Regions from separate parts of the Mus musculus genome. Here region 1 is linked to region 2. Evidence: chromatin loops called from intact Hi-C (ENCODE). Cell type or tissue: heart. All regions are shown on one strand.

Region 1 (5,000 bases), 56 kb after region 2:
TTTATTTTTTAACCCCTCCTCAAGCCCCTCCGCAGAGCTGGTTGCCTTTGTCCCTCTGCTCTCCTCCTCACCCTGTCACTGAGGTCTGGCTACCTTGTCTTGGTGGAACAATGCGGGCTGTCAGCTTTTATTAAGCGAGCTGAGAAAAGCGCGGTGATTTCAGGTGGCTGAATGCTTACAAATTCTGCCCTTCATTCTACCAACCCGGAGTTTCTTTCCTGGTTGCCAATAGACTTTTTTGAGTGTGTGTGTGTGTGTGTGTGTGTGTGTGTGTGTGTGTGTGTGTGTAACTACTCCTCTCTGCTTTTCTTCTTCTCAAATATCAGCTCCAAAAACTAAGCAGCCCAGGGAGAGCCTTTGCAAGGTCATTTAGCCAAGGACACAGCACAGGTGAAGATCAGCTGCAACAGCCCTGTTGGAAAGCTAGTCTCCAACCGCCTGGAGGGTGGAGGGATCTGAAAAGCATCAGAGGCTGCCTCCCCCCCCAACCCCCTGTCCTTTCCTCCCCCCCCCAAGCCCACTTCAGTCTGGGAGGGGTCCCAGTCTGGTGTTTGCAGTTAAGGATCCGTGCAAGCGTGAGCATGCGTGTGTGTTGCTGCTATAGGGTTGAAACTCAAGCTCAAGAGATCGATAGAATCCAGGTGTGTGGAGAAACGGCCCCAAATATAAGGCACATAAAACTCTGTTTGTGGGTGTGAACTTGCCAGGCACAAAGGGAGCTCCGCCCTCTCCCCCTATGCCCAGTTGGGGCAGGATGCAGAAGGGACAAGTGAGTGTCCCTGTCAGGAGTGTAGGAAGTCACTGCATTCGAGGAAGCCTTGGCAGATGGCAAGTCCCAGTGTAGGTTTCAAGTATGGACCCTGCCCTGTGGGAGCCGGGTGGCCTGGGATCGGAGTGGTCTCAGCTGACTGTATCCATCTCAAAGAGCTCATAGGAAGACTGAGAGAGAGGTTGGGTGGAAAGCTTCAAGTATTACTCTTGGTTCACAGGACAGACGCAATCAACACTGGCAAATTGGTTACCATCTCTCATCAGGCTCTGGGGTCCAGGCCCCCGCTCCTGCCTTAATTCTTGCTTGGTAGTGATCTATAATCCACTGTTGCTTCCTGAGAGGGAATGCACATTCTCAGGGGCCAGTACCCCAGTAGGAGGATGGGGCTGAGACCCCCACATGTAAAGGCATGTGTCCTTTACAGCCATGTCCCCTTAGATGGCTTCAGCATGGAAAAAGATTTTTTTAAAAATCCAAAATAGCTTCCTCAAGCTCAGAACTCAGCCAGGCTTCCAACATTGACTGGGTTCCAGATGGGCTCCAAGGAGGGAGGCAGACTCAGTTAAAGAACCCAACAATTGGCCTTTAGATCAGAGGCCTGAACAGAAGCATAAAGCATGAACGTAACCGTTGTTCTCTCCTCTCAGCTGACGTGAGCCTGTACTTGGCCTTGGGCCGATTCATGCTGGCACTTGACGAGAGACTCCATTTAGAACGTCTGTCCGCGGATGAACGCTGGCCCCAGCTTCCTAGAGGCTCCGAGAGGTGGGGCAGAGCAAGCTTCCCCGTTCTGATCACACACATTTCCCATTTAATTCTCAAAAGTCCTGTGAAGTAGGTTTTATTGCCCTCATTTTACACAAGAATAAATGGAGACTCGGAGAGTTTAAGAAAGTAGCCCAAGGCCTTGGAGCCAAGAGAGGAGTCAGGATCTGTCCCGGAATCTATCAAAGCCCCAAATCCAGGCCTGTCACTCTACACTAGTGTCTCCAGCGGCCTTTAATTAATCACCTAATAAAGGCGGGCACGATGCCTGTCAAGTTTTGCTAACAGTTAATATTGCCTCACTTTCACAAATGATCAACCAGCCTGACGGAGAAGCTACCGGCAGGATTCCCCCCACCCCACCACACACATGCCAGAATTGCTTTGGGGCCCCACCTCCCACTAATGATCGGAAGCTGCCTTGGGGAGCAATCCTTTTTAAAAATGAAGCTGTCTCAGACTTGCAGTGGACAAATACGGGGAGAGCCGTCTCACAAATCTTTCTTCAAGGAGCACGTGGTGGATGGGTTACACTGTGTAGCCAATGCTGATGTTGCTGACTTATTTGGGGGCCCGGAGGCCTGTGCGGCTCTGCTCTGAAATAAAACAAGAAACTTTCCTTGTTTCCCATAAAGTCACAGCAGGAAACCAAGGTGGTCTGCACGGGCTTCGAGAAGTGATTAGAGGGACCAGGGCCCGTGAGTAAGCACGGATTTTCACATGTTCCTGCCTGCTATAGAAAAATACCCCTTCCCCAATCTCTGGGTCTTATGTTAACTTTAAGGGAAATTAACATGAGACCCAGAGATTGTGGTGTGTGTTTGGAGAGATGGCTCAGCAGTTATGAGCACTGACTACCCTTCCGGAAGTCCTGAGTTCAACTCCCAGCAACCACATGGTGCCTCACAATCATCTGTAATAGGATCTTAAACCTTCTGGTGTGTCTGAAGACAGCGTCAGTGTACTCACATGTGTAAACTAAATAAATAAATCTAAAAAAATTAAATAATTAGACTAGAATGGTTCCTCCTCCCCCACCCCATCCGTCTCTCCCTCCAGTCTTACAGTACTCAGCGTTGAACCCAGGACCTCACATGTACTAAACAAATACTGTGCCGCTGAGCCGTGTGTGGCTGAGCCGTGTGCCGCTGAGCCGTGTCCTCAGCCCTCTCTCACTTTATTTTGAGACAGGGTCTTGCTGTGTCGAGGCCAACCTCGAACTCTGGCTCTTCCTTTGCTTTCTGAGTGTTGTGATTACAAGCATGAAGCCGTATGTTCGGTCTGAATCACAAGTTTCTGAGGTTCTTTTATGGTGTGTGTGTGTGTGTGTGTGTGTATGTGTGTGTGTGTGTGTGTGTGTGTGTGTGTGTGTGTGTGTCTGTGCCTTTGTCTGTGTGTGCACGCAGACATGTGCACATGCTCAGGCACTTAGGTAGGCAAGCACATATGTAAGCACGTATGTAGAGGACAGAGATGGATGTTGGGCATCTTCCTCAATGGATGGCTCTTCTGCCTTATTTTTTGAGGCTGTGTCTCCCAGTCAAAACCAGAGCCCACCAATATGGCTGATCTCTCTAGCCAGATTGCTTTGGGCATCCCAGTCTCCGCCTCCCCAGGCCAGTTGCCACGCTCCCCTGGCATCTTAAGTAGCTTCTGGAGATCTGAGCTCTGGTCCTCACACTTGGATAGCAAGTCTTTTAAGCATTGAGCAATCCCTCGTTCCCAGCTAAGGGTCTTTCAGACTCAAGTGTCTGTATCTAAAGTTGTGTCTTCTTACCAGAAACCTTTGAAGATGAAATATAAGTGTCTTGTGACTTGGGACCCTCTGTTCAATGCCACTTTTGGTCTTCACAACCATCTCTCTAGGTAGATATTTTCTCCATTTTAAAGTGAAGCCGAGTCGTCTGTCTAAAGTCAAAAGCTAGAAAATGGCTGAGCTGGACTTTGGAAGGCCCAGGGCTTTGCTGTGGTCACCCTGGTTACATACTTACATCCTGCTCTCAGTCCATAGCTCTATCTGAAAGGCCACAGAGTAGCCTCCTGTTCCCGTCCCCTAGGCTTTATAGAGGTCTCTACACCCTGAGAATCACTCAGAACTTGTTTGTCAAATGAGAAAACTAAATGAATAAAATATCAAAAATACAACCACCAGCCACCAGGTCCTCTCTAATTGGTCCCCTCTCTTATTTCACAGCCCCATTTAAAGGTGAGAACTTTCAGGCCCCACATGAAGGTGTGAAATCTAGACTTCCCTGTTAATTCTTACTACTTTTGTTGCCCCTGAATGAATGGGCCTGCTGATCGATCACATCTGGGCTCGTATGTTCAGGGCTGGAACAGACAGGTCCGTGCTGGAAGTCTGAGCCCGGTTCTCAGACTGGCTGGCCCTGCCTTTCTCTAGCTATATGACCTCTATGGTCACTAGCTTCTCTGAGCTGAGACAGATTAGATCAATGTCACAAACTCCAGGCCTGATTCAAATGGGCTGGATTAACATGAAGAGTAAAGTGTGTGTGTGTGTGTGTGTGTGTGTGTGTGTGTGTGTGTGTGTGTGTGTGTGTGTGTATTTGACTAGGTTGCCAACACTTGAAAAGTATTCACATAAAACCTCAACTGTCCCAAACCTCATGTGCCCTGGGTGATTGACAGGCTGGAATTCCCGCCCTCCAGTTCACCAGGAAGCAGCTGATGAGAAGGGTGCTCACTGAAGTCTCTCTTGCTTTTTTCTGGAGCCCTGCTTCTGTGTTGGGCTTGGCTCTGGATTCTCACTCTTCTTGGCCTGGAAGACATCTGCATAGGTAGCCTCTGGTTCCGTGGCCACTAGGTCCTGGGCCTAAGGGAGTCATCTGACTGTTTCCTGGGCTTCAGGACTCACCTTGGGCTGAGTGACTGAGGGTGCAGTGGGGAGATGGGGTCTGGGGACGACTCTGGTGTAAGGCTACTGCTCATTGGGAGAGTTGAGAGAAAGCCTGGAAGTGTTCCATACTTATTTGACCCCAGGTCTATACTGGGTCTCTCTCAACACCAGTGGCTCTCAGCCTTCCTGATGCTGTGACCTTTTAACACAGTTCCTCATGTTATTGTGACCCCCCACCCCCCAATTATTTTTGTTGCTACTTCGTAGCTGCAGTTCTGCTACTGTTTGCCAAAGGGGATGTGACCCACAGGTTGAAAGCCACTGCTCTAGGAAGCCAGCAATACCGGTGATGAACGGGTACGTGGACCCCCAGCCTTCCTTCTGGGTGCCTCTGTCGGTTCCTTTTCACAGAGCCCCTGCTTTTCAGAGATTAATTGTTGCCAAATACAAGTTATTTTCTAATCCTTTCAGGCCCCATTTAATCCTTCTGCTTTATTTTATCTTTTTTTTTTTTTTTTAAATAAAGTCGCTAAGGTTTTTTTTTTTTTAAATTTGTTTTGTGGATTTGCCCATGATTGTCCAGTTTGACAAATTGGATTCTTAAAG
Region 2 (5,000 bases):
CACTGGAAGTAACAAGAAACCCTCAGCCCGGTGTGGTGGCACACCCCTTTAACCACAGCACCTAGAAGCCTGAAGCATGTGGATCTCTGTGAGTTTGACACCAGCCTTGTCTACCTAGCAAGTTCTAGGACAGCTAGAGCTACACAGAGAGACCCGGTCTCTAAATAAATAAATAAATAAATAAATAAATAAATAAATAAATAAATAGGAGCTGGAGAGATGACTCAGTAGTTAAAAACAAAACAAAACAAAACAAAAACAAACAAGAAAAAAAACCTGGCCGCTCTTCTTGAGATCCCGAGTTTGGTCCCCAGAACCCACACAGCAGCTCACAATCTCCTCTAACTATAGTCTCATGTCATCCTCATGGAATCTGACGCCCTCTTCTGAGTACATGCAGACAAAATGTACATAAAATATGTAAACAAACAAATAAAATAAATTTTTTTTTAAAAAGTGAGTTGCCCTTCTCACTTATGAGCCCTTCTTGAGTAGTTCAGAGCTGAGGTTGCTCTGTCCTGGATGCTGCAAGGATCTTCACTGTGCCTGTTTCTTGTGTGTTTACAAGCAAGAACTCCCCGGGGTCTCTTTAGTGGGATTGCTGGGCTGGGCAGCCCGTCCTTAGCTTTCTGAGCAAGGTGGTTAGTTCTGGGGTGTGTGTGTGTGTGTGTGTGTGTGTGTTGATTCCACTCACTTTACATACTACTTTGCTTACATCTTGTTGGGTCTTTCATCCCCTTTACTCTGATGTACCCAGTGCCTTTGTTTTCGTCATACTAAGGATTTCTGTAAACATCCATTCCTTCACTTTTGCCTTTGTTCGTTTGTTTGTTTGTTTTAACAAAGCAGCATTTAGATAAATAGAGATTCCACAAGTCTCCATGGAACAAAGAACACAATATAGAGAGGAACCCGCCACCAGGGCACGACCCTGAACCTGAAAACTTTGAGGCCGTCAGGATTAAGATAGTCACCACAGCACTAACCCTGGGGAAATGGTCTCTTCTACCTCTAGTGTGGTGCTGGGACTCAAACCCAGGTCCTCTGGTATGCTAGGTTCTACCCACTGTGCCACACCTGTAGCACTTCAGAGTGCTTTCTGCAGTCCGCCAGCTGTCTGCACAGTCTCACTCAAGCTTACAATAGCTCCACTGTTATTCAGCACGCCACAGTCTCTGGTGGGAGGATGTTCTGGTGTGATTCGGTGCATAAGGGTGCTTGCCACCAAGCCTGGCAAATGAGTTTGATCCCAGGACCCACATGGCAGAAGGAGAGAGCTGACCCCTATAAATTGTCCTCTGACCTCCGAATTTACACTAGCATAATAAGAAATAAATGATTTTAAAAAAGGATTTATTTATTTAATGCATAAGAGTACACTGTAGATGTCTTCAGACACACCAGAAAAGGGCATCGGATCCCATTACAGATGGCTGTGAGCCACCATGTGGTTGCTGAGAATTGAACTCATGACCTCTGAAAGAGAAGCCAGTGCTCTTAATGGCTAAACTATCTCTTCATCCCCCAAATAAGTGATTTTTAAAAATGACTTTAAGTGTATGTGCATGTGTGTTTGTGTGTGTGCATGTGTGTCTGTGTGTGCTCATGTATGTGTCTGTGTGTGGTGTGTGTGTGTGTGTGCATGTGTGTATATGTGTGTCTCTGTGTGCATGTGTGTGTGTCTCTCTGTGTACACATGTGTGTGTGTCTGTGGGTGCATGTGTGTGTGCATGTGTGTGTGCGTGCATGTGTCTGTGTATGCACGTGTGTATGTGTGTGTGTGCATGTGTGTGCATGTGTGTCTGTGTGTGCATGTGTGTGTGCGCGCGCGTGTGTGTGCATATGTGTGTGTGTGTGCGTGTGTGTGTGCATGTGTGTGTGTGTGTGTGCGTGTGTGTGTGTGTGTGTGTGTGTGTGTGTACTGTCAACCTTTGGTCGTCATTCTTCGAGAGCTGCTCACCTTGGTTTCTGATAATGGATTTCTCACTTAGCCTGGGGCTCACTGAGTAGACTAAACTGGAGGACCTGTGAGTCCTAGGGATCCTCCTGCCTCCTCCTCCCTGGCGATGGATGATAAGCATGAGCCACCATGCCCAGCTTGTCACTTGGTCATGTGAATGATCAAACTCAGAGCCTCATGCTTCGTCACCAGCAGTTTCCTGACTGAGCCGTCCCTCCTGGGCCCGTGACTGTAACTAAGGGCACTCCTGTTGGGTGGCTCAGGCTGCAGTTTTCACAGTGCCAGGTGGTGGTGGTAGATCCTTGGCATGGATTACAGAGTTGATGATGCTCAGGACTTAGGGGCAGGACATGCAGTGGCCTTGACCTCCTGCATGGTAAGCACCTGGAGTGTTTCGACACACAGGTTTAGGTTAACCATACTGAGAGGAGGGGTCTTCCTGTCCTCCCGGCTCATGGTTTTTTCAAGTTTTAAAGGTCCTTTGGCATGGAAGACCTTCTGCCTGTATAAACATTGGTTTAGGAAGGAAGAGCCCAGTGCGGGCCCACACTCTGACACCAGCCATGCCAGGACACGGAGTGGGCCGCTGCCCATCACTTTCTCCCTTGGCCACCGCAGACTTATTGAGCAATATATTATGAGTGCGCCTCACTCTGATGATGTGTTATGGATAAATCATTAAGGAGGCAGCTCACCGCAGTGATGTATTGGTGTAATAGATCATCAGACTGAAGTCTTCTCCCGACATACGGGCTGGCTCAAAGGGTGGTGTCACTCAGGGAAGAATTAACCCAGCAGCAGAGCTGGCTTAATTACAGGATAAAAGGCTCGTGAATGATAGGCTGAAGTCTACCGCGCCAGCATTTTGATTCTTGATGTAAAAATATAATTGGGCTTCCTGAGAGAACTTCTGATTATTTTCAAACAGCCTTCTGCTTTGTCGCAAGAGCACAACTCGCCATTTGTCCGCAGGGGTGCTTTCTGTTGGAGGTAAGGGGATTTGGTGTGTGTGAGTGTTGTCTTTGGGCCCTTGCCATATCTGAATTATGTCCTTTCTATTTGTAGGCCACAGAATGAGTTACGGGAGAAAAAAATTCAGGCGGCCAACCTTCCAGACCTTCAAAGTAATGGCCATTGGGGTTGAATAGAGCATCCAGATCAAACCTACGTGAGGCAGTGAATCTCAAGTAGTCAACTCTACCTGTGAGCACATATCTGAGGACATCAGTGTCTTCGGGTACTGTCACAGGACAGTTCCAGGTACCCAATATTATGCTGAAAGCTTTCCAGATACTGTGGCATCTAATTTAATTGGCACCACGTTAGGAGACAGGCAGAAACCTACTGTTGTTCTCAGTTATGAGATAAAATCAGCCCAGAGTGGCCTTCTGGCCAAAGTCACCGTGCTGCCCAGTGCTGAAGCCCGAGTACTGCAGGTGACTATCAGCCAGCCCCTCCCCACCCAAGGCTCTGCTTTCTCTGAGGACCCTAAAACAGTAGTGGTTCGACCCACAGACCTCAGCAAGCACCCCGAAGATGGGTTTCAGCTGAGCATGTAGCTCGGTTGGTAGAGTGCTTGTCAAACATGTTCCAAGGCTGGGCTCTATTCCCAGCATGGTATAAACCAGGAGCTCACTTCTGCAGTCAGGAGGTAGAAACGGGAGGACCAGCAGTTTGGGTTGTCCTTGGCTATGTGGAGAGTTTCAGGGGCAGGTTAGGCTACACAAGAACCTGTAACAACAACAACAACAACAACAACAACAACAACAACAATCATTGAAAAAGTGATGCTTTTTAGAAACAGTCTCTTACTATGTAGACTAGGCTGGCCTTGAATTTACAGAGCTCCTTTTAATCACAGAAAGCTGGGATTAAAGATACCATCCAGCTCTCCAAGAAAGAAGTAAGAGCAAGGACAGCCTGAGACCTTTCTTTTCTTTTCAGACATGTTGGTCAAACTGTAGTTACTGCTGAGTACCTACTAAGGCTCCCAGTTTTAGCTCAGTGGTTGACAGTTTGAATCATAGTTAAGGACTATGTTATTATTTGTGAACTATTTTAGAACTATTTGAAAGCTAAGTTATTATTTATTTAAATATTTGCTTTATGATTTACTTATGTGTAGGTTCATGTGGGTGCCCACGGACCAGAAAAGGTCATTGCAACCCCTGGAGCTGTAATTATAGACAAATTCCCATGGTCTGTAAGGGCAACAAGAGCTTTTATCTGCTGATACATCTCTCTAGCCCCTATTTACTTACTTCTGAGCTGAGGTCTCATGTAGCTCAGGTGGTCCTTGAAGTCACTATGTAGCGGAGGTTGACCTTGAACTCATGACAATCCTGCCTCTATCTTCCAGGTACTAAGATTATAGGCTTGGTCTGCTATACACAACTTTATTTTTATTTTTTAGAAAGGGTACTTGCATTATGGCCAGGGCTATTCTGAAATTCCCTACAGGCTACAGCCCATGCTGACCTCAAATTCATATTGATCCTCCTGCCTCAGTCCCAACAGTGCTGGGGTTACAGGCATGGACCACCTCACTCTTCAAGGACACAGACTACACTGGAGGAGGAGGGCTGGGGTTCCAACATTTTGTAACCTGGGGTAGACCATTTAGCTCCTGCATGCTTTGCATTGCTCATGCAAAAAGGATAGCCCAGCACTGCTGCTGCTCTGAGGGGCTATAGGAACCAAGGGAATCTGGATATTAAGAATCTAGCATTAGCTGGGCATGGTGGTGCACATCTTTAATCCCAGCAGAAAGGTAGAGGCAGGCAGATCTCTGTGAATTTGAGGCCAGCCTGGTCTACATAGAGAGTTCCAGGACAGCCAGGGCTACACAGAGAAACCCTGTCTCGAAACAAACAAAGAGCTTAGCATTTTGGGCCCACCTCAGTTGACAGAGTGCTTGCCCAGCATCCAGAAAATCCTGGCTCTGATTCCTAGCCCTGCACGGGCACGGTAGCACATAACTGTAATCCTAGTCATTAGGATGTGGAGGCAGGAAGATCAGGAGTTCACGGCACACACGAAG

The links. Peaks named below come from ENCODE experiments on the same cell type or tissue, not always from the same donor. Only the 100,000 strongest peaks of a DNase experiment are listed, where the experiment ranks them.
Region 1: a loop joins it to region 2, with 2.5 times the contacts of the local background. A loop is called at or near these places in 4 of 42 quality-filtered maps.

Annotation. Positions count from the first base shown.
Region 1 is chr11:88,275,299-88,280,298 of GRCm38, forward strand. No RefSeq gene overlaps it. Among named protein-coding and RNA genes, the nearest start is that of Gm34366, 8.4 kb to the left of the region's middle. RefSeq lists an enhancer at 1-777. In heart, no CTCF peak of the experiment used is centred here; no DNase peak of the experiment used is centred here; H3K27ac peaks cover 1,671 bases.
Region 2 is chr11:88,219,521-88,224,520 of GRCm38, forward strand. No RefSeq gene overlaps it. Among named protein-coding and RNA genes, the nearest start is that of Gm38534, 8.9 kb to the right of the region's middle. In heart, no CTCF peak of the experiment used is centred here; no DNase peak of the experiment used is centred here.